2 separate regions of the Mus musculus genome follow, and region 1 is linked to region 2. Evidence: chromatin contacts called from ENCODE Hi-C or POLR2A ChIA-PET data. All regions are on one chromosome and are shown on one strand. Each heading gives the region's core, a stretch centred on a gene start or an enhancer-like site at or near the end of the contact. The rest is flanking DNA. Distances are from core to core; before and after follow the strand shown. Region 1 has its middle 35 kb from the start of Tmcc3. Region 2 holds the start of Tmcc3 (transmembrane and coiled coil domains 3).

What was found. Hi-C counts contacts between places; a loop is a spot of excess contacts on that map. ChIA-PET counts read pairs that join two places held with the same protein, here RNA polymerase II (POLR2A).
Region 1: a loop to region 2 is called in a map of heart, with 4 times the contacts of the local background. The contact joins the enhancer-like site here to the promoter of Tmcc3 in region 2. A Hi-C loop is called at or near these places in 6 of 37 maps with a recorded cell type or tissue (gastrocnemius and heart). POLR2A ChIA-PET finds 5 or more read pairs at or near these places in 1 of 5 experiments (Patski).

The regions. Positions count from the first base shown.
Region 1 is chr10:94,476,272-94,483,481 of GRCm38, reverse strand. It overlaps a transcript of Tmcc3 not described here. Among named protein-coding and RNA genes, the nearest start is that of Tmcc3, 35 kb to the left of the region's middle. Within about 2 kb of position 2,573, at least 1 of the 3 ENCODE cell types and tissues checked has a DNase peak (open chromatin) inside an H3K27ac peak, as active enhancers do; it is gastrocnemius, where a contact is called at or near this core.
Region 2 is chr10:94,509,637-94,516,973 of GRCm38, reverse strand. Tmcc3 (transmembrane and coiled coil domains 3) reads right to left here and starts at 2,117. Exons shown (of 4, transcript NM_172051.3): 1 at 1,870-2,117. The coding sequence starts at 1,947. Gm40743 (a long non-coding RNA gene) reads left to right here and starts at 2,095. Exons shown (of 3, transcript XR_871960.2): 1 at 2,095-2,286; 2 at 2,386-2,642; 3 at 4,084-4,697.

The DNA of each region.
Region 1 (7,210 bases), core at 1,324-3,823, 34 kb after region 2:
GCAAGGCTGGAACACATGAAGCTTATAGTAATGATGCTGGTAATCGTCTTTGCACTATTACCAATATCCTCTGCTTCTTAGGCAGTTTATCATCATTCATTTATAAAGGACCTTCAGCTTCCTGCCTCCCTTCCTTCCCCAGTGTGTGCCAGTAGGATCTTCTAGATTAAGCCTGTTTACCCAACTCTCAGCTCACTCTGAGTTGCATCCATTCAGCTTAGCACTCTAGGGAAAACACATACACCCATGCAGCTCCTTTTAAATTCAGGACCAGAAGCCAGGAGTGCCAACCGCAATCATGCCACATCTCAGGGTTCCTCAGTCTCCCACCCTCCTGTGTGGCTAATTCCTATTTGTGCTAGTTAGCTTTGTATGGCTATAGCAGTGCTGAGATAATGAGCCCATGAAGAAGAAAGGCTGACTCTGACTCATGGTCTCAGCTCACAAACAAATGGTTGCACAGCTTTGTACCTGGGCAGCACAGGGCATCGTGGCAGGAATATGTGGTACAGAAGCTTATAACCTCATGACTAACATGTTAAAGAGAGAGAGAGAGAGAGAGAGAGAGAGAGAGAGAGAGAGAGAGATCCCACAATGCCCTTTGAGGGCACACTCCTAGTCATCTAACTTCCTCCCACAAAGTCTCATTCCATAAAGGTTCAGCCACCCCTCATCAGCACCATGGACTGGGGGGTCTTTGGGAAATATCTAAGGTCCAGAAAGTACACAAACTATTTTCTCTTCAAATGTTCAATACTAATTTCTATTAATCTCTACCCTTGACTCATGATTGTTTCCCCCTACTTTTCTGAAAACAATAATTGAAACACTCGGAGACATTGGGTGAGTATCCAGCACATATGCGTATCTTCCTGTGTTGCTGTTTTCCCTCCTGGTCCATGGACACGGTGTGATGCTGACCTTTCTCCTTTCCTCTCATGCCGCCCGGTCCAGATCCTCTTCCTTGCTCAAGGACACCACACCAGCGGTTCTTCCCCTGCTTTCCTGCATCATGGTATTTTATTCTGTCTGGGAACCATTTCCAACAGCATGCAAACATGCTGCGATCTTCCTCACTTGTGGAGGTTTAAATGAGAAATGTGCCCCATAGGCTGGCCGATCGAACTCATGATGTCCAGTAGGTGGTGCTGTTCAGGAACATTATGGAACCTTAAGGAGGTGGACCTTGCTGGAGGAAGTGTGTCGCTAAGGTTTATAGCCTTGCCCCCACTTCCTGTTCTCTCTCTCTAGTTCCTGCCTGTGGATGAAAATGTGATCCACCTGTTCCTGCTGCCATTCTATTGCCACTCTAGTAGAACTATATGCCCAAATAAACCCTTTCTTCCCTCAAGGGATGTCAATCAGGGTATCTTATCACAGCAACAGAAAAAATAACCTTTCTCTAAAATCCCTCCTATTATAGAGTATGGTGGTGCACACTTTTTAGTCTCAACACTCAGAAAGCAGAGGCAGGCAAATCTCTGTGAGTTCAAGGCCAGCCTGGTCTACAAAGCCAGTGTTCCAGGATAGCCAGGGTTGTTACACAGAGAAAGCTTGTTTAGAAAAACCTAAACTAAATAAGATAAAATAAAATCCTTCCAATCATACCTTTGAGTAGCTCCCCTCTCACTTAGGAATAGTCAAAGCCCCAAGTCAGAGTGAACCTACTATGTGATTGAACCTACTATGTGATCCTTTGTGCTCTGGGCACACTGATGTCTACTTTTTTCCTGGAGCTTCAGTTGGACATTGATTCTCCTGGCACAAGGCCTGTATGGTCTGGAATGGTCTCATTCACACATGTGAATGGTTCATCTCCTGCCAAAGTACCTTACTAAAACCTCCCCTTTGGTTGGAGGCTTTTTAAGCTCCTTAGGTAAGACTGAAAACCCACCCCGATACTGCCCTAATTCCCTGCTTACCTTTACTTCTTAGCACTTACCACGGTCTAACTGAATTATACTCGGGGATTTGTTGACTGTATTGGCTTAGCAGCTTTACCAGAACAGGAGTTTTTATTGTTAGTGATACTGGTGTTTTCTTTTTCAAGAGAAGACATACACAGTCAAGTCTGGTCTTAAATTCTTTCTGTAGCCAAGGATGGCCTCAAACTCCTGGTCCTCCTGCCTCCCACTTCCCAAGTGCTAGGATTATAGCTGTGTATCACTATGGTCATTGGAAAGAGCTTCATTTCTAGCACTGTAGTGAGTTGCACATAGTAGGTGTTTGATAAATGTCAGCTGAGTGAATGATAAAAAGACACAAGGCTATGTCATCTGCAGTTTTCACAGGATGCATGCTTATGGCCTCTGCATTAGAGTCTCTGAATCAAGCCCATGGGGCCTTCATTTTTACCGTGTTCTGCTATAAATAATGTCTTTTGCTTTCCAAGTCTAGTTTGACTTCAGAACATTGAGAGTCAAGAACCTGGGTACTGTTAGCAATTCCCCTGGTATCCTTCCTGCCTTTCATCCTGGCTTACACTATGTTTGGTTTGGAAGAAGGCCTGCGTGTCTGCCACAGGGAGATCTTCAGGAGAGATTTCAGAATGAGGACTTGGCACCAGAGAGAATGAGTCAGAGTTTGAACAGGAGCCCACACAGACTAAAGGAGAGAATGGGAGTCACGCGGGAGGGAAGGCTTAGGCATCTCCCGTGAGCGTACAACAAGACAATATGGCTTTCTAGACCAGAAGGACATTTTGGCCCAAAGCAGGTTCGAGAGATCAAAGAAGTGGCATTCCACGAGAGGATAAAGATGTTAGCTAAGATACAAAGGAAAAACAAAACAAAGCCACAACAAGATAGAGATTCCAAAACAACAGAAGGCCATGAACTCTGGAGGTAGAGGAACCTCCCTGTGGCTTCCTGTTGTCTCAAGTGGTAGGACTCCACAGTGCCTCCTTCCTGTCTCTGAGCTCTTCCAGTGCCCAGAGCCTAGCTCCATGTAAGACGCATGCGCATGCTCAGCAATTGCCCCTTTGATGAATGAGTGGGTAAGGTAGAAAGAAGGAAAGACCCCGGTCAAGCTGCCTCTATATTCAAACAGGAACGCAGGATTTGCTCGCTTAACCCCTGTTTCGTCCACCCCAAAATGTTATCCTATTCATTGCTGGCCCTCACTGTCCAGTGGAACCAGGGAAGCCAGCGTTTGCTACATCAGCATCCCCCTCGACCCCACCCAACCCCGCTCCCCCACTCCCGTGCTTCCAAGTCTTCCTTTTCATTTAAAAACTTTGCCTTTTGTCAGAGAAGCAAGAGCCAAGAGCTTCCTTCCCCACTTATCACTGCAGACTGATGGCTTTTTGTTTTTAACAGGAGGAGGATTCCCCCTCTGTGTGTGTGCTCACCCCTCCATTCACGGGTCTGTCTCCTCTTTAGGTGGTCTTTGCCGTCTCAAGAATCCGAAAAGACTGGAATCTAAAAAGAGTCATTCTCCTTGCAAAGGACTCTGGTTCATGCCAAGAGTGACGGGAGCATTTCCCTGGTCATTCTCACGTGTTTCTGTCACGTGAAAAGTTGCTGGTAAATCGCACAGGCAAGCCTCCGATAACCTGGCGTTTGTTTATGAGACCTTTCCCACAAGACTCCCAGCCAAGATTCTGGGCAACAATAAATCCATTTTAAGGCGATTCCTGGAAAGAAGATTCCAGCTCCTTATGGACTGTGTAACCGCTGACCTATCTGGAAGGCCAGCAAGGATAGGGAGGAGGAGGAGGACTTCCTTGCGTGGAAGGGCCAGGAAGACCGTCACTTCTGGGGCTACCGAACAAGCAATGGGGGACGGGGGAGGCGTGTTAAGGCTAAAAATTATTTGCTGGAGCAGCAGAAGTAACACTGGGAAGCCACCCCCCAGCATTTATGATCCCCATGGAGTTGGGGGCCACTGTGTTTGGCTCACTGTGTCCCAGCACCTCAGTGAGTAAGCAGCTCGGGGCCGATGGTCAGTAAACATTCACACAGTGGACGATGAGTGGGCTAGGAAGACAGGGCACCCAAGACGCCCTTCAAATAAAGAAGAGGGTTTTAACTCACCTATACAGTAAACCTCCCTTTATATATGTAGAAACTGAGGCTCTGAGAGGGTTGGAAAGAACAGCTTGGTATAAGGAAGCCTTGAAAGAAGAAAGCTTTTTTTTTTTTTTAAACCAATGGAAAAAAGCACTCTTGGATTACTAGAATTAAAAACTGCTTACAAATGGCAGTGTAAGATCTCTTCTTATACAAAGTGTTCCAAAAAAGAAATCTATCAAGGCTGTGGAGCCGATTTTTCTTTTAGCCAAAAGAAGAAACAAGAAATAGTAATTTTTAAAAAGTCTTTCTCAGAGAATAGCTGTGCCTACTGATCAGATTTTATATAATTGGGAGTCACAGTTTCCGGTTTGATCATTGATTCATGACAATGGACTAGCGTGCAGTGGCATTTCCATGTGACACTACACATTTTGGAACATCTTCAGGTGGCTTCCAGACAACCTCTTTGAAAGGACACACACACACACACACACACACACACACACACACAGAGCCAAGGCTTCTGGAAAGATGACATGGGTGTGGCTATACAATAAAGTAAAAAGTTCTGTGTTTTCCTGGCATCATCACTCTTGCTGGTGTTAGATAATAGTAAGAAATGAGCTCTTAAGGGAACGCTTTTTATTCAAATCTATAAGGAATGGAGTAACCTAAGGTATGGCGTGTGAGGAGTTCTCACTTGGGCGTTATGTCTGTCATAGTAATCCGCAGCAGAACAGAGAAAAGGTCACGACCTCAAGTTCATTCGTATTTCTGTACGCAGTATTAGCTCATTACTTTCTAATTAGTTCATTATTTTTACTGCTGGGGAGTGCCTCACTGCTGGAAAGCACCATGTTTTATTTTACCCATTCCCCCGCTGATGTCCATTTTGGGTTATTTGTTTAGGGAAATGGGGGATAAGGCTCTAGAAATAACACTGTGCATGTTTTGGGGGGCAGTAAATTCACATGTTTCTCATGGACACCAGCATATCTACTTAGAACTGAGCATCTGGGATCCACAAATCCAAAAATCCACCATTTTCTAATACCAACATTACTTCCCAGATGGAACTTCCACACCTGACCTTGTGTGATATGTCAGTCAATACTGAAAATACCAGGCTCTTATATGTAAGATACCAATTAGATACAAATTAATTTCATGCTTAAACTTGGGTCTCATCCCAAAGGTATTTCAATAAGTATACAAAAGTATTCCAAAATCCTTTTTTAAAAAATCCAATAAAGAAGACTCCATATTGATGGGTAGGGATATATTTATTTTAACTTCAGTGGAAAGAATGAGTTTTCCAAAATGGCTGCACCAATTTAAATTCCCACAGACAATGTGTGAGAATTTCAACTGGCCCAGAGGCCTAGAATGAACTTTAAATTATTGCCCAATATGCACAAGCTAAACTGTAATGCACTTGGCACATCTGTGGTATAACAGGAACTTTACTTGTTTGCTTGTTTGTTTTAATTCTTTTGAGATTGGGTCTCACCATGTAACCTGAGGTCGTCAAGAGCTTGTGATTGTCCTGCCTCTGCTTCCTGCGAACGAACTAGAATTATAAGAGTGTGCCACAAGACCAATCTTCTTATGCTCACTTCAAAAAGAAAAAAATTAGTCTGTGTGTAGGGGTGATGCGTGCCGTGACAGGCCTGTGGAGGTCAGGGGACAACTGTGGGAATCCGTTCACTCCTTCTACCAGGTAAGGTCTGGGGATCAACCCGGGTCATCAGGCTTGGCTGCAAACGCCTCTACTCGCTGAGGTATCCCGTGGGCCATGTGTTCACTTGTTATTTTAGCAGATTATTCTAGGTTTCAACCTCATGCACTGACTTTCATAATACAAGAAGAAGCTTACACACTTGATTTGAGTGGTTGATTCTTGGCAGAAATCCCAATCATTATCTGGTTTTTATTCTGAGACTGTTGGCATAGAAAAATACCAAAACAGCCTCAATGCCCTTTCAAGTCAAATTACTCATCTCGAAAATGAACCTCTAAGCTGGGACACTCCTCCGTACACCCCAGAGTCAGCAACATACACATATGGACCCTTGTATCTCAGATCTAAGTTAAAAGACGATGCCACTCATTATTGATACTTCTGATGCTCAATGGACCGGGACTCACCATCTCCATCATGCACCCTGAGGAAGCTATATCAGCATGTTTATTTTATAAAAAAGCGAGATGGGTTTTTTTTTAAATAAAGATTTGCAAAGTCTATGTTGATCAGGAACCCGTGTGTGAACACTGAGTGTCCTGTTCTCCAATTGGTTCCCGATCGACCAATAAAGATGCCAGTGGCAATGGCTGGGTGGAAGAGGTGGGACTTCCGGGTTTCCACAGGTAGGCTAGAAGACACAGGAGGAGAGAGAATTCGCCATGCTTTGGAGGGAGAAAGAGTCAGCTATGTGAGATTTCAGATGGAGCAGTCAATGGCCGCTTCCCCAGGCAGGAGATTAGAAATGAAACTAAGCTGAGGACAGATGTAGGGTGTTGAGCAAGGAGAAGGTAACTGGGCAACTAAGCTAAGGGCAGATTAGAATGTTAAGCAAGGAGTCGAGGAAAAAGCATGCTAGAGGCTTAGAAGAGCCCAGGTTCAAAATAAGCTGTGTGTGTGTGTGTGTGTGTATGTGTGTGTGTGTGTGTGTGTGTGTGTGTGTGTGTGCGTGTGTGTGTGTGTGCGCGCGCGTGCGTGAGAGAGAGAGTGGGGTGGTGGTGGTGGTGGTGTGTGTGTGGGGGGGTGTCTTTCATCCAAGGATCCAAGGGAACCAGGGCAGTGGCTGGTAGCATGGTCCACATGGAGCTTAAAGTGGGGTAGTAGAAATGACGTGCTACACTATATAAAATGGAGGTGTACCAACGCCAATTCTTTGTCATCCAACTATACTGTTGCCAGAGACTTTTTTCCAAATGCGCATTACAAAAAGTAATTTGTAACTGTCGACCTGGTAGAAGTGACCATCTGTTAAACAGCTGGAGCCCACGATGTGTGAATCTGCACAGATATGGAGACATACGAGGAACTGAACTTGTGGTCATCTCACCGTTGCCCTGGCATTTGCTGAGCACATCCTATCTGCTCCCCTAGGTCTGCTGTACTACCTCTGGGAGCCTGACAGACAAGGACTGCATCCAGGGTCTTCCAGCTGGACTCACTCCTGGGAACAGCAGGA
Region 2 (7,337 bases), core at 868-3,367:
GCCAGCTTGGGCTACACAAGGAGACCTTGTTTCAAAAACAACCCCAAAACAATAGCAACAAAAAACAACTAAAAGCAGACAGTCCAGAAGGCTAAATCGGGATCACTAGGAGGGCCTTGAACTGTGTGATCTGGGCCACTCAACTCCTGCCCCGCCCCCCTACCCCCCCCCCATGTCTTCTGCCTTCACTAGGTTTCATCTGCCCAGTGGACTAATTACAGAGACTAGTCAGTCCATCCAGCACCTAACTCAGTTGTACTGCACAGTTTACTTGCAAATCCAGTATCTCCCTACTGATAATGTAACAAGTAAAACGTGATAAGCAGGATTTTTAAGGAAAAAAAAAATCCCCTTGACATGATGTCTTGGTCACTTTAAGGAGAGACAGGTGTGGGGAAGACGCTGCAGTTCAGCTAGTCCTTCCATTCCCCAACTGAGTGTGTGAGCACCAGTTCCCACCTCTACCTGACCCGCAACAACTCATTCAAGCTCATTCCAAGTTTGTCAACAAGCTCACCAGCCCCCAGGAGTTACCAACCCTGCTTGCTTACAGAGACCATTAAGTTATGACAACCCAGGCTCTCAAATTATCTTAGCATTACCGTCTCACCTGTGACTGCTCTATTACGTTTGTCCCCCACCCCCACCGGGTTACAAATGTTTTATGAAAAAAGACCTTTCCTTCAGTCAGCTGGGTTCGCGAGTAGTTGCCCTCCCAAGCAAACTTCTGACTGCAGGTAACCAAAACTCTAAATGTTTTTCTTAGGGAGTTTGGGAATACTTTCCTGGTGCACTGTTATGAAACTTCTAATGAAACCGAGAAAGAGTCGGTCGATGCAGGAGCGATTCCACCAAACTCATTAAATTTGTGGGTTTTTTTTTTTTAATCATTTTTCCTAAATTGATTAAGAGGCGCTAAAGTGAAAAGAGAAATGAGGTAAACATGCCACTTCTGGGAGAATCGACTACTGTTTCAAATTGTGACTGCATACCCACATTATATATAAGGGACCCCTGCATATGCCTATCACTTATGGCCGCAACTTGATCTTAGAGGTGGAAGGGTAGAAACTCTGCCCGGTCTATCTCTACGAACTTTATACAAGAAAGCCGACATCGAATCCCCAGTTCCTCGGACAAGCCAGAAGTTGGGAGGCTCAGAGAACAACTCCAGGTGCCGCCTGCCAGAGTGGAGGAGGTGCTGTTTCAAATGGCACTTTAGTCCGTCAAAAGAAGGGATGGGGGGGGGGGTGTCACATCCTTGCTGGACACTTGAGCTTCCCAAAAGGGAAAGTGTTCCTCAGGAGGGGCCCAGAGCTGGGGCTGTGGCCTCCGTCTTTATAGTGAAGCCCTCCATGGCCGGTCTCCACAGCTTGCTCAGAAGAGCTATTTTCGCTCACAGCCAAAATCAGCAACAGCAAATTAGGCTGCAAACCGTGGCGAAGGCACCCGCTCTGCACGGCTCCCAACTCCGGAGCGTCCATGCCGAGATCGACTTTTGACCTGGGCAGCGCGTCCCGGGCGTACAGTGCAGGGGACTCAGCTGCCAGGCAGGGGACGCAGCAGCAATGCAGAGCCCTGCAGGTGGCTGTGCCGGGAGGGAGCCAGACCCTGGGAGTCCCGGGGACCCGGCAGGCAGCGTGCGCTCTCTGGCGGGGAGGAGAGCCCGGCGACACCGTCGTGGAATAGGACTGGCTAGCCTCCGATTCCAGCGGTGGCCCAGCGTCCCCGGGCCGCAGGTTTTCCCCGGACCTTCCCGGCCGGGAGAGGCCGGCGTTGGGTTCTACGGTGCTGAGCCTCCGAGCCGACCCGGCCCGCGCCCTCCCCACGCAGACTCGCACCCCCGCGCCGCCCTGCGCGCGCCCTCACCCGGCTCTTGCAGCGGTGGTGCCGGCCGGGGTCTGAGTAGGTCCGGTCCACGGTGAGCGCCGTGTCGCTGCCCGGCATGTCTGCGCTTAGACTGACAACTTTGCGTCCTCCGGGGCTGCCGCTCCACTCGGCGCCGGGTGGCAGCTGCTCGCCGTGCTCCGCTCACCCTCGCCCCGGAGCCGCGGCCGAGGGGGTGGCGCGGGCCGCTGCAGCTGCTGCCGACACCCCGCGGCCCTGCGCCGCCGCCCGGGTGGGGAGGCGGGCGACAGTCTCCGCCCCTTTCCCCGCTCCCCGCCCCTGCGCCCGCGCGGCGCCTAGACCCGCTCCAGGTGCCGGGCTCAGCTGCCCTCCCTGCCTGCGAACGGGGCCCACGCGCTCCCACGCCTCTCCCGGCTCAGATGAGCGACGCTGGCACAGGTTATGGACCCACTTGAGTGTGATAAAAAAGACGGGTTTGAGCACACAGGAGGTTGCCGGATGCCTTAATGAAATATATATACATATTTCACTCAACAGGCACACTTACTTGCTGGACAGCTTTCCTGGACCTGGACAGTGGGCTAAGGATTCCAGGACGGAGGGGCATTTTCCCATCTAGTATTCCACGGAGCGGCACTCCCACTGTGTTGTGTATCTTAATTGTGCTTGTGTGACTCACTGTGTTGTAAGCTACTTTGAAACCGGGACATCTTTCCACTTGAGCGTTCTCTAGTCCCAGCGAGTGCTCCCTGCCCACAAGGAATTTGGAATCTGAAGAGAAAAAGTACTGATTGGTAATCAATGCGGTATCGGTTGCCTAACCCCCAAATTAACTACACAAGGTCCAGTGGTTTCGTGAGACGTGCCCCTGAGACCGGATTGGCAGGTTTTAAATCACTGATCCTAACAGGCTCAGAGTGCAGTGTGATCTGCCTACAGGGAGGGGAGGAGGTGTTTATCCCCCTAGCTGGCTGAGAGAAAACAGGTCTGTGCGTTGGGTGGGGGTGGGGGAGGGGACCCTCAAGGTGTCGGTTTAGTGGGTGTCTTCAGGCAAAAAGGGATCAGGTAGAAGAACGGAGAGTCGGGGGTAGGGGGTGGGGGGAATGTACTTTCAACATTAAGTTCAGCTTTGTTCTGTGGGTGTTTGGCAAGCTGCTGGGCTCCCTGAACCAGAAGTTGACAAGATCAGGATGGAAGTCTAAGACATCTATCTGATAGTCCTGTGAGAGGCATTGATGAAAGATAAAGAACTCTCGATAGGAGGCCTTTTCAAAGACTGAGGACAACCTGACCTATGTGTCATTCACTCACAAGGAGACCAGGGAACCAAGCATGTCGACTTAGTGGAGTATTAGACAAGTGTAGCAGTTGCGATGGCCCTCTGTGGAGTCATTTCTAGCATGTATAGTTAAGTGAAGAAAAGCAAGGTGCTGGAGAATATAGTGTTCTACCATTTATTGAAAGTGCAATGTGTATCATATCTATATAGAGAAATATAGATACATATACATACATACATATACATAAATATAGATATATGCCTGTGCTTATATATACACAGGGCACATTTCTGACAAGATAAAAAAAAAGCTACAGGAATAAGTGAACAAGCAGCTTAAGTTGGGAAAGGAGAACTGAGCAGCTACAGGGCAGATGGGAGGATTGTTTGTTTATTGATCGTTTTTTCACTGAGTATACATCTTAAATGTGGCCACAAAAGTAGAGTAAATTATTAAAACTTAAAAAGAATCAGAAACCTAATTTAAAGCCACTTAAAGGGGAAAAGAACCTTTAAAATAAAACACAAACAAACACACACACACACACAAAACGCATGCATACACACACACACCAGGCTCAGAGAGATTTTCAGGTAAATTCTTCCACGCAAAAAGCATAGATTGTGATGTGTGTGTGTGTGTGTGTGTGTGTGTGTGTGATTTCAGTTATGATGTCCAGAGAAGCTTTTGTGATAGGCCAATATTTGAGCAGAGCCTTAGGGAATGACTATGTTTGTATGAGGAATGCAGACTTAGGAAGTGAGAGAGACTGTAATGTATGTGATGGTTTGAATGAGAATGCCCCATAGGCTCATTCATCTATTTGAAGGCTTGGTCACCAGGGAGTGACACTATTTGAAAGGTTTTGGAATGTGTCTTCCTTGGAAGTGAGTCACTGGGAGTGGGATTTGAGGTTTCAAAAGCCTATTCCACATCTAGTGTCTCTCTCTTCCAGATGTAGAACCCTCAGCTCCTTCTTCAGCACCACATCTACCTGCATGCTGCCATGCTTCCCACCATGACGACAATGGACTAAACCTCTGAACCTGTAAACCAGCACCAATTAAATACTTCCTTATTGAGGTTTGGTCTGTTGCTATGTATTGTAATGCTAAATTCTGTACCTGAAGTTTTTGTTGTGCAAACCTTGTTCCTTAATATAAAACTATTGGTTAAATAAAAATGGCTACAACCAATTACTTGAAGGATTAGAGATAGGTGGGTTTTGAGTTACCTGGTTGGAGATTGTAGAGAGGGAGAGAAGGACAGGAGGAGGAGGAAGAAGAGGAGGAGGAGGAAGAGGAGGAGGAAGGGGAAGAGGAGGAGGAAGGGGAAGAGGAGGAGGAAGGGGAGGAAGGGGAGGAGGAAGGGGAGGAAGGGGAGGAGGAGGAGGAGGAGGAAGAAGAAGAAGCTGCCCCAAGAGGAGATGGACCATGAGCACATGGCCAGGAGATCCAGCCAGTACTTGGGGTACACTGCTGGGGTAGTAGCCAGGCCAGAAGTTAAAAAAGTAAATTAGGTGTTACCCCCTAGTAATTGTCAAAGCCAAATAAAATGATCATAGTCTGAGTCTCTTCATTCATAAGCCAGACGGGGTTAAATGTAAATTGGTTTTACTACACTTCTTACAAGCTGTGGTCAGTGTGTGTCTTCACAGCAATGAAACACTCACCAAGACAAGCAGGAGTCTAGGAATTTCACACACATGAACATGTCAAGAGACTTGCAGCAGGCACACTGAGAGGAGCTCAAGGAAGAGCAAGGAGGAAGACCATGTTCCCTCGGGGGCACATAGAGGATGAGGTGGGAGGGGATGTCTCAGAGGATGAGACCCTTGTAGGCCATTTTCAGAACTTTGACTTTCATCCAGAGGAAGACAGAAGTTTATGAAAAATGGCAGAAGTTTACGAAATCCATGGCATAATTTGTCTTTTTCACATAGGAGAAGAGAGATTCGCTCACATCATAGATAAAAAAATCAATACCAGGTAGGATTTAAAAGCAAGAGTCTTGGAGGGTAAAAGCTTGGGTGTAAGAGTGGTGGCCTGAATTCAATGCCTGGAACCCATGTGGTAGACAGATTCTCGAAAGTGCTCTCCTGATATCTATACATACAGCTTGGCACCCGTGCAGGTGTGCACTCATGCACAATACACACACACAGACACACAGACACACACACACACACTGTAAAATTCTATTTTAAAGACAAAGAAAACAAACCTATAACTTCATTTTTTCAAAAGAAACTTGGAGATCATTTTATCCCAAATCACAAAAAGCAGGTTTCCCAAAGCATAAATACCAAATATTTATCAGCATTAAAAAAAATGCTAACAACATTTAAAACATCCTTCTGTCTAGGAGAAGAAATAGTAAAGTGAGAACAGGAGTCACAGACTAAACCCCAGCTTTGAATTTCACAAACACTCCTGGGAAACAAAGAAAGCAAGCCACAGAAAACTGCAAGCATTCTGTGCTACAAAAACAAAAATTACAAAAAATTATAGTTCAGGGAAACAACTTATTCTGTTAGGAAAACAAAGTTGTCCAGTGAAAATTATTGAGAAACATACAAGCAATGTAAACTTAACTTTTACATACCTACTCTTTCAAGATTAAATTTGTAAAGGCCACAGCAGGCATTGTGGTTCATACCATTAAACCTGGGACTTAGGAGACAGAGGACAGCTCTCCTCTACATAGCAAGTTCAGAGTGTATAAAGGAAAGTGTTACCCCCCCCCACCCTTTATCTTCCATTTTAATTAAACTATACAGAAAGTACACTCTTTGGGGAAGATATTTCTAGAACTAAACCCAGAACTTTTCTTCCTTAAGGTTTATAGCTAAAGAGAGCAAAAGAAAGAATACTCACTGTTTTAAAATTTTATTCAAATGATTCAAGGTAAATACATTATGCGCAGATATATATCTGATAGCAAAATTTGAAGATGTTTAGATTGGGGCCCCTGTGGTGGTTTGAGAGAAAATGGCCCCTATAGGCCCATAGGGAATGGCACTATTAGGAGGTGTGTCCTTGTTGGAGTGGGTGTGGCCTTGTTGGAGGAAGTGTGTCACTGTGGGGGTGGGCTTTCAGGTCTCTTATGCTCAAACTATGCCCAATGTGGCTTACACATCTGCCTGTGGATCAAGGTGTAGAACTCTCTGATCCTTCCTCAGTACTATGTCTGTCTGCACATCACCATGATAATAGCAGATTAAACCTCCAAACTGTAAGCTAGCCCCAATTAAATGCTTTCCTTCATGAGACTTACTATGGTCATGGAATCTCTTCATAGCAATAGACACCCTAACTAAGACAGGACCCAAAAGCCGTGTGGCCTACTGCAAGCAAAATTGTAAGCTCCGATTTTAACTGCTTGGTGTATTGCCAACTGCAAATGACCACCCTTCCAGTTAGCTTCTGATATAGTATAATCCATATGACTTTTATGGAAACAATTTCCATTGTTTACTTACAGTCAGTAATGATCTGGCACGGAAGCTCAAAACTTCCACTTTGCAATATGTTGCTAAACAAAAGAAAACACACACAACAAAGAGGGAAGACTCAAATTGACTCAGTAGGCTGGTAGCCTGGCCTCCCCAAAGTCCCAGTGCCTTTGAAAGCAAAGACAGTGACTTCATGCTACAGATTCCCAAGAGCAATGATTATCAAAGAAGATGCTACAGGCAGCCTTTAGAGGTAGCGGAGCTCTGCTCCAACTTTTTGTCTCTGTGTAGATCTGAGGCTATGTTAACAAGAACAAAAATGTATTTTACCTTTTACCTCATCAAAGTTTAAAACTGTTTCTTTTGTGAAAGAGCTTGTTAAGATGAAAAGACAGAAAATATCAGCATAACCATGTATCTCACAAAGATGAGTATCTAGACTGCGTAAGGAATTCCCCAGAGAGCTGGGCATGGTGGTATATGTCTTTAATCCCAGCACTTGGGAGGCAGAGACAGGAACATCTATCTATGTGAGTTCCAGGCCAGCCAGGACTACTTAGCAAGACCCTGTCTCAAAAAACAAAACAGAACAAAAGAGAATTGGTTTTGTTTATTTTTTTTCTTTGCTTGTTTGTTTGTTTGTTTTAAATAGGGATTGGTGATGGCTCACTGGTTAAAAGAACTTATTGCTCTTCCACAGGACCTGAGTTTAATTCCTAGCACCCACCTGGTGTTCTACAACCTTCTTTATCAGG